Regions from separate parts of the Homo sapiens genome. Here region 2 is linked to region 1. A link is a contact called in ENCODE Hi-C or POLR2A ChIA-PET data. All regions are on one chromosome and are shown on one strand. Each heading gives the region's core, a stretch centred on a gene start or an enhancer-like site at or near the end of the contact. The rest is flanking DNA. Distances are from core to core; before and after follow the strand shown.

The links. A loop is a pair of places that touch in the nucleus more often than their neighbours do. ChIA-PET counts read pairs that join two places held with the same protein, here RNA polymerase II (POLR2A). Pooled maps may share reads with other maps.
Region 2: a pooled map shows a loop between it and region 1 (10-fold over the local background). The contact joins two enhancer-like sites. A Hi-C loop is called at or near these places in 2 of 168 maps with a recorded cell type or tissue (ascending aorta and gastrocnemius medialis) and 10 of 50 pooled maps. POLR2A ChIA-PET finds 5 or more read pairs at or near these places in 1 of 52 experiments (H1).

The regions. Positions count from the first base shown.
Region 1 is chr2:23,433,812-23,441,552 of GRCh38, reverse strand. The region is part of intron 1 of KLHL29 (kelch like family member 29); the gene reads right to left. It overlaps LOC124907741 (a long non-coding RNA gene), which reads left to right. Exons shown (of 2, transcript XR_007086244.1): 2 at 1-23. Among named protein-coding and RNA genes, the nearest start is that of LINC02923, 50 kb to the right of the region's middle. Within about 2 kb of position 5,017, at least 2 of the 41 ENCODE cell types and tissues checked have a DNase peak (open chromatin) inside an H3K27ac peak, as active enhancers do.
Region 2 is chr2:23,531,766-23,539,506 of GRCh38, reverse strand. All of the region lies in intron 2 of KLHL29 (kelch like family member 29), which reads right to left. Among named protein-coding and RNA genes, the nearest start is that of LINC02923, 150 kb to the right of the region's middle. RefSeq lists enhancers at 2,715-3,590, 6,454-6,513. Within about 2 kb of position 6,491, at least 2 of the 41 ENCODE cell types and tissues checked have a DNase peak (open chromatin) inside an H3K27ac peak, as active enhancers do.

The DNA.
Region 1 (7,741 bases), core at 3,768-6,267:
ATGTTGTTCTTTTAGGTTACTAAGTTTTTTTTTTCTCTGATTTCTTTTATTATTAATTATTATTATTATTCTTATTATACTTTAAGTTTTAGGGTACATGTGCACAATGTGCAGGTTAGTTACATATGTATACATGTGCCATGCTGGTGTGCTGCACCCATTAACTCATCATTTAGCATTAAGTATATCTCCTAATGCTATCCCTCCCCCCTCCCCCCACCCCGCCACAGTCCCCAGAGTGTGATGTTCCCCTTCCTGTGTCCATGTATTCTCATTGTTCAATTCCCACCTATGAGTGAGAACATGCGGTGTTTGGTTTTTTGACTTTGTGATAGTTTACTGAGAATGATGATTTCCAATTTCATCCATGTCCCTACAAAGGACATGAACTCATCATTTTTTATGGCTGCATAGTATTCCATGGTGTATATATGCTACATTTTCTTAATCCAGTCTATCATTGTTGGACATGTGGGTTGGTTCCAAGTCTTTGCTATTGTGAATAGTGCCGCAATAAACATACGTGTGCATGTGTCTTTATAGCAGCATGATTTATAGCCCTTTGGGTATATACCCAGTAATGGGATGGCTGGGTCAAATGGTATTTCTAGTTCCAGATCCCTGAGGAATTGCCACACTGACTTCCACAAGGGTTGAACTAGTTTACAGTCCCACCAACAGTGTAAAAGTGTTCCTATTTCTCCACATCCTCTCCAGCACCTGTTGTTTCCTGACTTTTTAATGATTGCCATTCCAACTGGTGTGAGATGGTATCTCATTGTGGTTTTGATTTGCATTTCTCTGATGGCCAGTGATGATGAGCATTTTTTCATGTGTCTTTTGGCTGCATAAATGTCTTCTTTTGAGAAGTGTCTGTTCATATCCTTTGCCCACTTTTTGATGGGGTTGTTTGTTTTTTTCTTGTAAATTTGTTTGAGTTCATTGTAGATTCTGGGTATTAGCCCTTTGTCAGATGAGTAGGTTGTGAAAATTTTCTCCCATTTTGTAGGTTGCCTGTTCACTCTGATGGTAGTTTCTTTTGCTGTGCAGAAGCTCTTTAGTTTAATTAGATCCCATTTGTCAATTATGGCTTTTGTTGCTATTGCTTTTGGTGTTTTAGACATGAAGTCCTTGCCCATGCCTATGTCCTGAATTGTAATGCCTAGGTTTTCTTATAGAGTTTTTATGGTTTTAGGTCTAATGTTTAAGTCTTTAATCCATCTTGAATTAATTTTTGTATAAGGTGTAAGGAAGGGATCCAGTTTCAGCTTTCTACATATGGCTAGCCAGTTTTCCCAGCACCATTTATTAAACAGGGAATCCTTTCCCCATTGCTTGTTTTTTGCATGTTTGTCGAAGATCAGATAGTTGTAGATATGCGGCGTTATTTCTGAGGGCTCTGTTCAAAAAAAGGCAGGGGTTGCAATCCTAGTCTCTGATAAAACAGACTTTAAACCAACAAAGATCAAAAGAGACAAAGAAGGCCATTACATAATGGTAAAGGGATCAATTCAACAAGAAAAGCTAACTCTCCTAAATATATATGCACCCAATACAGGAGCACCCAGATTCATAAAGCAAGTCCTGAGTGACCTACAAACAGACTTAGACTCCCACACAATAATAATGGGAGACTTTAACACCCCACTGTCAACATTAGACAGATCAATGAGACAGAAAGTTAACAAGGATACCCAGGAATTGTACTCAGCTCTACACCAAGCGGACCTAATAGACATCTACAGAACTCTCCACCCCAAATCAACAGAATATACATTTTTTTCAGCACCACACCACACCTATTCCAAAATTGACCACATACTTGGAAGTAAAGCTCTCCTCAGCAAATGTAAAAGAACAGAAATTATAACAAACTGTCTCTCAGACCACAGTGCAATCAAACTAGAACTCAGGATTAAGAAACTCACTCGAGACTGCTCAACTACATGGAAACTGAACAAGCTGCTCCTGAATGACTACTGGGTACATAACGAAATGAAGGCAGAAATAAAGATGTTCTTTGAAACCAACGAGAACAAAGACACAACATACCAGAATCTCTGGGACACATTCAAAGCAGTGTGTAGAGGGAAATTTATAGCACTAAATGCCCACAAGAGAAAGCAGGAAAGATCCAAAATTGACACCCTAACATCACAATTAAAAGAACTAGAAAAGCAAGAGCAAACGCATTCAAAAGCTAGCAGAAGGCAAGAAACAACTAAAATCAGAGCAGAACTGAAGGAAATGAAGACAAAAAAAACCCTTCAAAAAATTAATGAACCCAGGAGCTGGTTTTTTGAAACGATCAACAAAATTGATAGACCACTAGCAAGACTAATAAAGAAAAAAAGAGAGAAGAATCAAATAGACACGATAAAAAATGATAAAGGGGATATCACCACCAATCCCACAGAAATACAAACTACCATCAGAGAATACTACAAACACCTCTATGCAAATAAACTAGAAAATCTAGAAGAAATGGATAAATTCCTCGACACATACACTCTCCCAAGACTAAACCAGGAAGAAGTTGAATCTCTGAATAGACCAATAACAGGATCTGAAATTGTGGCAATAATCAATAGCTTACCTACCAAAAAGAGTCCAGGACCCGATGGATTCACAGCCAAATTCTACCACAGGTACAAGGAGGAACTGGTACCATTCCTTCTGAAACTATTCCAATCAATAGAAAAAGAAGGAATCCTCCCTAACTCATTTTATGAGGCCAGCATCATCCTGATACCAAAGCCTGGCAAAGACACAACCAAAAAAAGAATTTTAGACCAATATCCTTGATGAACATTGATGCAAAAATCCTCAATAAAATACTGGCAAACCAAATCCAGCAGCACATCAAAAAGCTTATCCACCACGATCAAGTGGGCTTCATCCCTGGGATGCAAGGCTGGTTCAATATACGCAAATCAATAAATGTAATCCAGCATATAAACAGAACCAAAGACAAAAACCACATGACTATCTCAATAGATGCAGAAAAGGCCTTTGACAAAATTCAACAACCCTTCATGCTAAAAACTCTCAATAAATTAGGTATTGATGGGACGTATCTCAAAATAATAAGAGCTATCTATGACAAACCCACAGCCGATATCATACCGAATGGGCAAAAACTGGAAGCATTCCCTTTGAAAACTGGCACAAGACAGGGATGCCCTCTCTCACCACTCCTATTCAACATGGTGTTGGAAGTTCTGGCCAGGGCAATTAGGCAGGAGAAGGAAATAAAGGGTATTCAATTAGGAAAAGAGGAAGTCAAATTGTCTCTGTCTGCAGACGCCATGATTGTATATCTAGAAAACCCCATCATCTCAGCCCAAAATCTCCTTAAGCTGATAAGCAACTTCAGCAAAGTCTCAGGATACAAAATCAATGTACAAAAATCACAAGCATTCTTATACACCAATAACAGTCAAACAGAGAGCCAAATCATGAGTGAACTCCCATTCACAATTGCTTCAAAGAGAATAAAATACTTAGGAATCCAACTTACAAGGGATGTGAAGGACCTCTTCAAGGAGAACTACAAACCACTGCTCAATGAAATAAAAGAGGATACAAACAAATGGAAGAACATTCCATGCTCATGGGTAGGAAGAATCAATATTGCGAAAATGGCCATACTGCCCAAAGTAATTTATAGATTCAATGCCATCCCCATCAAACTACCAATGAGTTTCTTCACAGAATTGGAAAAAACTACTTTGAAGTTCATGTGGAACCAAAAAAGAGCCTGCATCACCAAGTCAATCCTGAGCCAAAAGAACAAAGCTGGAGACATCATGCTACCTGACTTAAAACTATACTACAAGGCTACAGTAACCAAAACAGCATGGTACTGGTACCAAAACAGAGATATAGATCAATGGCCACTAAGTTTTAATGTGGATTTTTGCACAGCAATATATAAACTGAGACAGGCTGTAGGCTGTACGCCAAGTGAATGCTGGAGAGCCTATACCGAAAGTGTTGACTTCGAATTTAGCCTAAGTATCCAGCAACCCTTCTTTATGGTAATAATTAGATAGCAGAACCTGTTGTCTACTAATTCCTTTCTGAATTCATGAAAACAAAAACCAGGTCACCTACGTAAAAGAAAATGCCTTTCATCCTAGTCTCTCCAGCAAGAGGGATGCCACCTTCAACTCATCCAAGAGTGGGATTATATCATTAAGGACCTCATTAAAATGATGGAAGGCCACAATACCACACCAAGTTGCAATCTCATAGATCAAGAAACCAATCTCAATTTCATGGAACTAAATGAGGTTCTGTGAGATAAACTGCTGCTCCCAGATAAACTAGATTAGAATGACTGTTGATTTTACCCAAGTCTGTTGTTTTAAATAACTGATTCAGATCCTGGTTTGCATAGACTTGGCCTGCTTAGTACACTTTGCCCACACATTCCGCTGAACCCGGGCTTTCAATCAAGCCGGTGGCCCAGCTAAACCCTAGCAAAGGGGAATGATTATCAGAGAGTCTGGATCTTGCCAGGAGCTTTTTCTACACTGGATGGAAACCAGTTCCTTTCTGGTGTGTGGGAATTTGTGTTTTCGGTTTCATTACTCTTGGAAAATATGCTTAAAATCATTCATCCTCCATTTCCTTCCTTCTGGTCTGCAATGCTCCTAGCAACTGCAAGGGAATAAACAGACGCAGCTTCTAGTCAGAGAAACAGCTCCCAAGTCTAAGGCATCTCTTTAATTTATAGCTATGGGCATGAAAACGTTGACCTAGCAAGACATGGGCTTAAATGGTGCCCCAAAAGCAAATAGCAAAAATCATTCTCATTTTCTCCACGGCTGCGGAAGCCAGGCTGCATCTCCAATGCATTTTCAAGTCCCCACGTAACTAACTTGACCTGAGACCCTCAGAATCGTCAGGGCTCCTCTTCCCGCTTCGCAGCGCTGAATGCGCACCTGTGGCTTTGTACTGCTAACGACAAGAGCCGCCCAGCAGATCCACACCTGTGACTCATCTGCTTTTATCTGTGCAGCTCTCGGTGCCTAAACCCACAGACAATGAGGAGAGTCATTCTGCTCCTGAAGCACAGGAAGGCTTCCAGGCGGTGTCTGTGGCTATCACCACACAATTAAGACCATATTTTGAGGGAGAAAAAAATGTGGCTCTCAAAGATGGCTTTGCAACTCCAGCTTTTGAGAAACTGAAGGTAAACTTCTCTGGTGCTGAGACACACACACACACACACACACACACACACACACACACACACACACACACAAAGCTGATTGGCTATTTACTTCTCTTAAATCCATGGATGTTTACTGAGTATCAGCAACATGCTCAGCACCATCTAGGCACTGCGGGGAATACGCAAGAAATACAGAAACATCCCCATGCACTGAAAGCTCAGTCATCTGCAATAAAGCTATAGAAGGGGAAGCAACAAGAAGAAACCCACAAGTTAAGGAAACAGCCATCACAGAGGCTGTATACTTTAAGAGGAGTTGGAGATTTGAAAAGCCCGGGGCAGAAGATTAGAAATAGCCGGAGGATGAGGGTCTCGAAAGCTCTAGGACTGAGAAATGACAGCTGAAAGCAAAGAAGGGAAGAGCCAGGAGGGAAACAACAGCTTTCCTTTTTAAAAAAAAAAAAAAAAAAAGAGAGAGAGAGAGAAAGAAAGAAAACCCAGAACTAGCTAAGCACAACAGCCTGGGGCCATTCATTGCTGGGGCAAAGGGTTCCAAACACCTCACCAGGCCTTGAGGCAACTGACAATAAGGATAGCTGCAATTATTCACAGCAACTATCCCATCGCACTATGCTTACAATATGTTCTACTTCCTTTCCTGAAAAAGGCAGAGGGTGATGTTCAGTGGTCACTATTTAGAAAGCTTTCCATCCAAAAACAGTTAATTTAAGTTCGGGCATTTAAATGAATAAACTTAGTGGAGCAGAAAATTGATTTACGTGCAACCGCAGCTCATTCCCCAAACTTGGGAGCTGAATTTGACTTCCCCTTCATCATGTCACCCAAACCATTCCCCAGCCCTGTGGATTCTTTGTCACGCTATGACTGTCCTGTTTAGGACTGTCATATCCACCTGGACTCTATGGCTCCCAGTGGTCTCTAGCCTCTCCCTGATCAGCCTATAGCCTTTCCCTGATCCAGCCTAGCTCAGCCTCCACTTGACAGGCCATCTTCCAAATGTGCACCTGTGACCCATCGCTTGTATGCACAGAAGTCCCCAGACGGCTCCCTGTATCCTGAGGAGATACAACTCAGTATGGCCTTCACAATCATCTAAAATCTGACTCTGTCTGCCTCCCCAGTGCCATCTCCTAATGCCCGACCTTACCCAACACCATACATTCCCCGTCTCCATGGCACCAGTCCCCATTCTGAAGACCACACTCCAATGTTGCCACTTTTAAGGTGCTTTCCCCAGTGAATTCACATCCTCCTCACCCCCATCACACCCAGTTCAGGCCTCACACCAGCCCTGAGGACATGGAGCTATGGAATGGCGTTTCATCAGCTCTGTGAAAGCAGAGTTATGTCTTGTTTATGCCAATGACATCAGTTTCCTCAGCCAGCCTCAGCCCAACCCTTCTTCCCACTTCCAGAGCCTCCCTCTGGCAGGTGGTAAGACAGCCTGACACTCCCCACCCCCTCTCAGGCTTTGACAGGCACAGCCTGCCTCGACCACACGATGCTGGGCCAGGGGTGATCAGCTCACAGCTGGACTGACTGCCCACGGGCCCCGAGGAGAACCAGGATTTAAGCACAGCAATGGCTCAGTGTAGCCAGCCTCGCCCCATTATGGATGACTATTTACAGCATGTCAAAACCCAGCCTGCTGCAAAGCCACTTCATCTGACCCAAATATTTGTTCTTTTGTAGAAAATGTATATAAAACCCCAGTAACTGGCTCACCAGAAATAGCCTGGGGGAAGGACTCTCAATGTCTCTTCTTTCTTTCTTCCCGTCTACAAGGCCCAAGTTTGAAATCAGGAGAACTTCCATCCACGATGGAACTGTAATTGACTGACTGCCTCACGTTTTAATTAGGGTTGCATTCTTGACTGGTGCCCTAACCTGAGGGGAGGGTTTGCACAAGGCCTTTCTCTCCCCACCAGGGAATGGGAACCAAGGCTCTGCACTTTGTCAGAGCCCAGGGCTCCTGGATTTGGGCCATGACTCACGGAGCCTAGCTTTTTTTTTTTTTTTTTTTTTTTTTGAGACGGAGTCTCGCTGTGTCTCCCAGGTTGGAGTGCGGTGGCGCAATCTCGGCTCACTGCAAGCTCCGCCTCCCGGGTTCACACCATTCTCCTGCCTCAGCCTCCCAAGTAGCTGGGACTACAGGCGCCCGCCAACACGCCCGGCTAATTTTTTGTATTTTTAGTAGAAACGGGGTTTCACCGTGTTAGCCAAGATGGTCTCGATCTCCTGACCTCGTGATCCGCCCGTCTCGGCCTCCCAAAGTGCTGGGATTACAGGCGTGAGCCACCGCGCCCGGCCGGAGCCTAGCTTTTTAAAGGGCTCTACACACTTGCACACACCCACAGACACATACCCTCAAACACTAACGAAACTTACTGCACTTGGATCTTGAACAGTTAACTGTTCATTTTTTCTCTTAGAGACATGGTCTTGCTCTATTGCCCAGGCTGGAGTGCGGTGGTGTGATTGTAACTTACTGCAGCCTCAAACTCTTGAGCTCAGGCAAGTCTCCCTCCTCAGCCTCCG
Region 2 (7,741 bases), core at 5,242-7,741, 96 kb before region 1:
TCACATCACTGCACTCCAGCCTGGGTGACAAAGTGAGACCCTGTCTCCAAAAAAAAAAAAAAAAAAAAAAAAAAGGAGGCAGGATAAGGCTAGCAAAGCATCATCAGTCTGCTAGGATTATTATTGTCTCATTTTTCTTATATACAGACATATTTTTGAGATAACTGAAATCAATTCCTTTCAACATCCAATCTTAAACAAGAATAAAACATTTTAGCCATTTAAAAGATAAAATATTCTGCAGTACACTGCATACTTCCCAATCTGCTGAACAGAATTGAACGTAACAGAGACACCTAGGGCTGTGAACCAGTACGATCCCCAGGACTCAGGGATCCAGGGTCCCTACACTCATCAGCCCTGGGTGGCTGCCGTGCTTTCTAAGCGTGGATATAAAATTTTAGAGTTTGGCAGTTGCTTCACCTCTGATTAGCTTCTAGCAAAATTTTCTTGCTGGTACGATCTTTCCCAGCCCTTCTCTTCATCCTTGCCAGATCAGGAGTTTGCAGAATTTGCTCTGAATTTGGAATGCATCTAATCAATCTTATAGTCAATTTGTATTTTTTAAAGAACAATTCTGAATTAAAGCCGGAGGGATTGATGATGAAGAAAGAACGAGATTTTGTGTGCACACATTTGGTGATGCCTATTTGTTTTGTCAGTCACTCAGAGATGCCTTCTGTTCTTTCTCTCAATCTAGGCTCCAAATCTCTAGGAAAGGTTTCCAGATCAGTGAGAACTGGTGGAACAAGCAAAGGCCCTGACAATCTTGCCACTCAGAACCTCTTATTCTGAAATAGATCAATGGCACAAATTGTTACACTGTCACAAATGTGCAGCCCAGACAGCTAACAGAGTGACATATTCCACAGTGTGTCCCTCCCCACAACCAAAGATCATTCTCACATTCACCCCCACAAAGCCACAGGCACACTCTTCTGAGTGTTTGGAATGGACGTTTCAGTCACGATTTTAGCTTCCTGTATGGCAGAGAGAGGCTGGGATCTGGGTAGCAAGGAGCTGACAAAGGATGACAGATAATCTCCTTGTTGAGGGTCTAGGCCAAAAGCTTTTAGACATCTTGATAAAGATAAAACAGAATAAGAATGGAGCCAAACAGATAGGAGGGAGAATTAGGAATTCCAGCTTTGCACCCATGCCATCTGGCTTCCTTAAAAGTGAAACTGACGTCAGGCATCTTTGTTTCTCAAAGTGTGGTCCTTAGGTCCAGCATCACTTGAGAGCTTTTAGAAATGCAGAATCCATTGAGAAGGGCTGCCTTACTTGGTTCATAATTCTATTTCTGTGGCCAAAGGAATCCTGGACTACGAGTCAAGAGAAACCCGAGATCCATCCTAGTTCTGCTACTTATTGGTGGTATGAATTTGAGTAAGTCCTTGCTCCTTCTGGTCTGTTTTCCCAAATACTAACTGGGGTCCAGCCAAACGGGCTCAGTGATCCACCCTCGTTCTAATTCTCAAAGTGAGATCTGTAGGTACCCTCAGTGCTTCTGGAGCAACTTTCCTTTACAGACCAGAGCCTCCTTTTTCCTCACACATAAATCATCATGGGGTTTTGGAAGTATTTCCTACTGTCATGAAGGCTGTGGCATGAATCCTGCCACCCTTTGGACACATTCCAAAGCCTCTAACAGCCCAAAGTGTCAAACCAGGATCCAATGAGCTCCTTGAGAACCCAGCCTTCCATCCCTAAGTAGACTTGGTGGTGCCAGCTGCCCTGAGCCCTGCCTCTCCAGTTTCCCACCCGACATGCAGCTTCTTGCAGGTGGCCAAGCTCCAGATGCCCCACATCTCAGCAAAGAGCGATGAACCATCCCTTCCCAAATACCCAGATGGGGCCTCCTACTTCCTTTAGTCCCTGCAGTTCTGTGCTCCAAATTCTGCCAACAGATGAATCCTAGTATCTTGTATGGTTATAACAACTCTGCATTCTAAGCACTAATGCACCTGACATAATATTGGGCATGAGTGGTTACACAGGATGCCTCCTCCCGATCTGCTGGAGAAGCGTGTGCGTGCCTGTGTGTGTGTGTGTGTGTGTGTGTGTGTGTGTGTGTGTGTGTGTGTGTAGTTTCTGCCCACCGCAGGAATCGGCAGCTCAAACTCAACTAGAAGTTACTCGTCCTTCCTAAAGGACTTTCAATGCCCTTCCCTGCACTGTAGTATGATGGAGAAGGCAAAAGGGGGAAGCAGACCCCTCCCACTGAGGCAACAGAGTGTTCAGAGGGTAGCCAGGGGCACAGAAGCGGCAGCACTGCCCATGAAGGGTGGTGGCAGTGGCACCCACCAACTGAATTAGCCGACAGAGCCCGAGAGCAACCAGTGACTGAAAGGGAACTCAGGACAAATGCAAATTCAGAGACAGAAAGTCAGACTGCAAGAAAGTGGCATCCAGGGGCAAGGTGGCGTGGGACCAGAGTAGCATGTGCACCTCAAGTTTCTGCCAAGAACAGGGACGTAACGGACAAAATGGGGATGCCAGCAGGTCCAGAACAGCCCTTTACACCACACCTGAAGGAGAGAGAGCGAGAGAGGGAGAGAGAGAGAGCGAGAGAGGGAGAGAGAGAGTGTGTGTGTGTGTGTGTGTGTGTGTGTGAGATCTGTCTTTCGCTATTTCGTTAGTAGGAAGGGAACCAGAAGTTTGTCTCAGAATGTCACTCTCTTTCCTTTACTATAGGCATGGTACCTACTTATCTACATCAACCAGAACATAAACAGTACAGAGCTTCTTTTCACAGCACAGGCTCGGGCCCTTCCAATAGATTCTTTCTTTGTCCTCCTAACGGCCTGACTGCAGCAAACCTTCACGGAGAGAGATCAGGACTCAAGAATCCAGCAGTATTTTATAAACGAAAAGGTTGGCAGCCCCCTTCACAGGCTGCTGTGCCGAGCTCTCTCTCCTCTGAGCATGGGAAGGGTTGCCTGTGAGTTTGATGGGCCAGGCCTTCTGCCATTCAAAGAACAAATCAAAAATGGTCCCTGAGGCAAAACGGGGAGAGTCAGCCTCCTTTAAACTCTCCACGGCAGGCCTGCTCAGGCCGGCACCAGCCCCCTGCTGCGACAAGTACCCGGGTATCATTCTGAATTACAGGCCAGGAGCCAACCCGCTCTGACAGCCAAGCTGCCGTCCACACAGCGTACTCTAATTTCCGCAGCTTGGAGCCCCTTGGGTCTTGAGGATGGGGTCACCCCAATCATGATGCTGGGAGTTGCTGGGGCGATAAAGTAAAATTCACCCCTCCATCATCAGCTTCAGGATACACGTTGCCCGAGAGAGTCAGATGGGAAAATCAAGTTAAACCAGTGGCGCGATATGTGGTCACCCACCTTTGTCTTGACAAAAGGACCTGGCATTTAGGAAGGATACCTGTCGCTCTGAAAGGGCCTGGCAGTCAGAGAGGGCTTCTGTTTCCCACATTTTGATTCTCAGACCAGAAACCACATCCTCTGCTAAGCAGTCCCCTGAATGATAACATTTAAAATGTTGAAATTTAAGGGGGCCAGGAGGCTGCCTTAGGCCTGGGATTCTTTCGTTGCTCTTCTTTATTCTTTTTATTGTAATCAAATATACAAAACCTAAAACCGACCATTTTAGCCATTTTATGTGTACACTTCAATGGCATTAAGTACATTCTCAATGTTGTGTAACTATCACCACGATCCACCTCCAAAATGTTTCATCTTTCCAAACTGAAACTCTGCCCACTAAAAACAATAACTCCCCTTTCCCGCCTCCCCGAAACCCTGGCACCCACCGTTCTACTTTCCGTCTCTATGAATTTGCTCTAGGTACCTCGTATAAGTGGACTCATACCATATTTATCCTTTCCTTTGTCTGGCTCATCTCATTTAGCATAATGTCTTCAAGGTTCATCTATGTTGTAGTAGGTATCCATGACTATAGCATTCCCTTTCTTTTTAAGGCTAGATAATATTCAATTGTATGTATACAACACATTTTGTGTATCCATTCATTAATTAATGGACACCTGAGTTGCTTCTACCTTTTGGCTATTGTGAATAATGCTGCTATTAACATGGGTATACAAATATCTGTTAGATTTTACATTAATTTTAATCTTCTCTTCTCCTGTGAGAGGCAGGCCTCAGCCTGTGGCCGTGTGAGGCTTGGCTCTGATTCTTTGGAGGCAGGCCAGGGTGAGGTCTCCTGGGAGAGGGTGGCGAGGCACCTGTGTGTGGAGTCCTAGCTCAGGACTTAAAGGGTTAAGTTCCACAAATGCAGAGACTGTTCTGTCTCTTTTCCTCCCAGAGCAATCCTGTGCCATGCTGGCATGAGCTGCATTTCCCAAGGCCACAGGAAGACCACAACAGGCCCCTGTATCCAGCCTGTCTGGTCAGGCCACATTTTAAAAAAATTAACTAATTTTATGGAGATATAATGTCCATAAAGTAACTGTCCAAATCTTAAGTGCACAGTCTGATGAGTTTTGACAAATGCATGCACCTGCCTAACCACCACCCCAATCATGATACAGACCATTTCCATCAGCCCAGAAAGTTCCTTTGTGCCAGACGCATTTTAGCAGCTGCTTTTAGGGCCAGTCGATACTGCTGCAGCATCAACAGGATTAGGGGATCCAAAAAGCCTGCAGGGGGTTCTAGGCTGTGAAATCCAAGATGCCCTCAGCTCTAAGTGACCAGAAAAGGCACTGTTTTTTCTTTCTAATTCTGCAGTTGACTAGTCACCCACAGTAGTCTGTCAAGGGAAGTTTTGAAGCACTGGAGCCTCAAAGAGACTGTGGGACCTCAGCTTCACTCAACAACTCAAAACACATCCACTCTATGAGCCTCTGTGCCATACACAGAGCTGGGCCCTGCTGTGGCAGGAAAGGGGCAGCTCAGTGTAGCTGGAGAGACACTGAGCAGAAGAGAAGGAAGACGGGAACTTGGGCTGGAACAGAAGTTAGCATCTGTGATGCTGCAAAGAAATAAGTCATTCTGGCTAAGGCCAAACAGGAAGGCTTCTCGGAGGTGGGGGCATTCATAGTAGCCTCTGAAAGGACGCAAAGGATTTCAATAGAAAACAATAAAGAGAGGAAAATTCCACGCTGGGAAGACATAATGTGTCAACAAAGGCATTGAGACATAATAACCATCACTTATTAAATGCCTGTTAAGGAACAGGCATTGGGCTAGGTGTTGCACAAATGTGATTTTATCTAATAAAAATAACAATGATGAGAAGGACCCTACAAGGTAAGTCATACTAACTGCAATGTGGCCAAGTGACTTCCCAGGTTCACAAAGCATTGTACCTGGATTCAACACCAGGTCTCATGATCTGAAGCCCCGGTTGTCCTGTTTCCTGTGCTGTGGGAAGAAACACGATAAAATGGGTGCTGCTCAGCGGGATGTCAGACAGGAATCCCTGGTTGCTTGGAAAGGCATCCCCGAAACCGGGGACTTTCAACTATTGGCGGGTCCTTACTTGGTTCAAATATCAATTAAAATATCAGGAGGACTATTACATACCCCAAAAAGAGCTGTGGAAACACCTCATAGCGCACACGTTTCTTTAAAAAAAAAAAAACAACAGACACCATAGGAAAGTCTCATGTATTTAAAATAAAGGGAGTTAATTAGTAAATTTGTTTTTTCTGAAAGCAGTCTTATTGATACAAAATAGCCCAAACCGGGTTCACAAAGGTTGAAAACAGAGTTAGCTTATAATTAGCATTTCAACTGTCCACAAGCGGATCTTCTAGATTGTCAGCACAAGGAAATTCTGTTCTCTTCATTGGCGTAAATGCCCCAATTCTTATTTACACTGTTAGTCCCGGGAGAGTGGGGGGTCCTCACACTGTTACAAATGCCATCACCCAGCCCAAACGCCGCACCCCATCTGCAGCTGCCAGGGAAGGAGCTTTCAGGGAGCTCCCAGGTCTCCCAGCTTTGATCTGCGAGCCAGCGCCAAGGCTCCCCAGAGGCTGCACAGAGCTGCATCTACGACCCAGGGCTCCTTGTTTTGCATCAGCTGCTTCACTCCCGGCAGAGGCTCACGTTTTCTCTGACGCCAAATGCCATGAATCCTGCTGGGCCAGGAGCTACAAGTCTCCACAGGACCCCTCCCTGCTTAGACCATCCCAGCTTTCTTTCCAAAGGGGGTAGAATGCCAGCCCCAGAGGGTGGGGGAACTCTCAGAAAAATACTTCCCTGGATGCAAGAGTCCGCATCAAACCCATGCCCTAGGACTAGCCCACAAGCAGCCACATCAGAAGGCACTGCTTACTTGTGCACACACAGATCTGCACACACTCACACATACGCATGGTTTCTCTGCTGCCTTTGACCCCCAGGCCTGCCGTATGTGTACACCTTTTCCTCCCCCAATATCTCCAAACCACTTTACGTGCTCAGGAAAAACTGAGAGACGCTCTCACACAGGGAAGCCACTGGTTGGCAGAAAATCCCTTGAACTCGTCAAAGACCAGGCCAGGCAGCACCTTCTGCTCCTCAGCTTGGGGGCCTGTGAGTTGCAGAGACGTAGAGGGAACCCTCCCCTCGGCCCCCAGGCTTTCTCACCGCCAGCTGAGCTCCTCCTCTCGGCCCACGTGCACACACAGCTGTGGGGCTGTCTCCCTTCTCAACAAAAGTTCGTCTCTCTCCAGTTGGTAGCCTGGAGCCGGGCCAATCCTCCCCTTACCCTGAACGCGCCTCGATTTGCAGAGGCCTGTGGCGAACAGTCTCCCTGCCCTGATCCTTCTCCCCGTGCAGAGGGTGTAGTGGGTGAGGCTGGGAACACACCTCCTCCCACCTGACACCCACCCCCATGCTGACCCCAAACCACAGGCCTCTAGTGAGCTCCCCACCGCCCAGGCCTCAGTCCCAAGTTAAGATAATCTTACAATCTTGTCACTCCAGTGGTGCATTCTTGAAGGAAGTGTTTTAGCTTCAAAGGAAAGTGAAAGTGAGATTTTAACATAGGAGCAAGAAAAAGTCTAACCTTGGCGATGCACATCCCACAAAGCTCCACTAGCAGGGGCCTGGGTGCCGCCCTGGGTGCTGCCCTGGGTGCAGAGGGTGCGTGGGCTCCCCATTCCCTTCACCAGCTCCCACCGTCTCCATTCTGCTTCAAGCCAAGCACACTGCAAACCAGAGTACTTTTTCTCCTTGCCAGTGAGCCGGTGTTGTCTATGTACTGCAGGAGGAGGCCATTACAGGGAGTTAATAGAGTTTTAAATTTGTTTTTAAATTTTACAATGCACTTCATCAAATTCAGTGTCTGAGCACAGCATCATGTTCAGACCAGGCAGCACATGTCAAATGGCCTCAGCCTTCCCCTCCACCCCTCTCCCACCAGGAAAGGTTAACTCTTTGGAGTAACTCCCAGGCATGGCCCCAGTGGAGCGGGTTCTGGTCTGTGGGGGGTCGTTGTGGAATAGGCCCAGTGGAAAGGCTGCTGACTTATTTGAGATGCTCTGGGCAGCTTCCATGGTCAAGGGCCGTCGAGGCTTCCACTGGGCCTTGGTCGTCCCGTTGAGGTCCCTTACTGAGGTGGCACTTGGGAGTCGTGGCGACTTGGTTCTTTCAGGTTCACATCTCTATGGTCCCAGGTGTCAAAGAGGGTGAGAAAGTATCCAGGGCACAGACGTGGAAAGCAAATAGTATAGTGCAGTCTGCTGATGAGGAACAGATGGGAGCACATTTCTGCTATTTTTCACCCAGAAGGATTTCCTTTAAGGACATGTTCAGCTGAACCT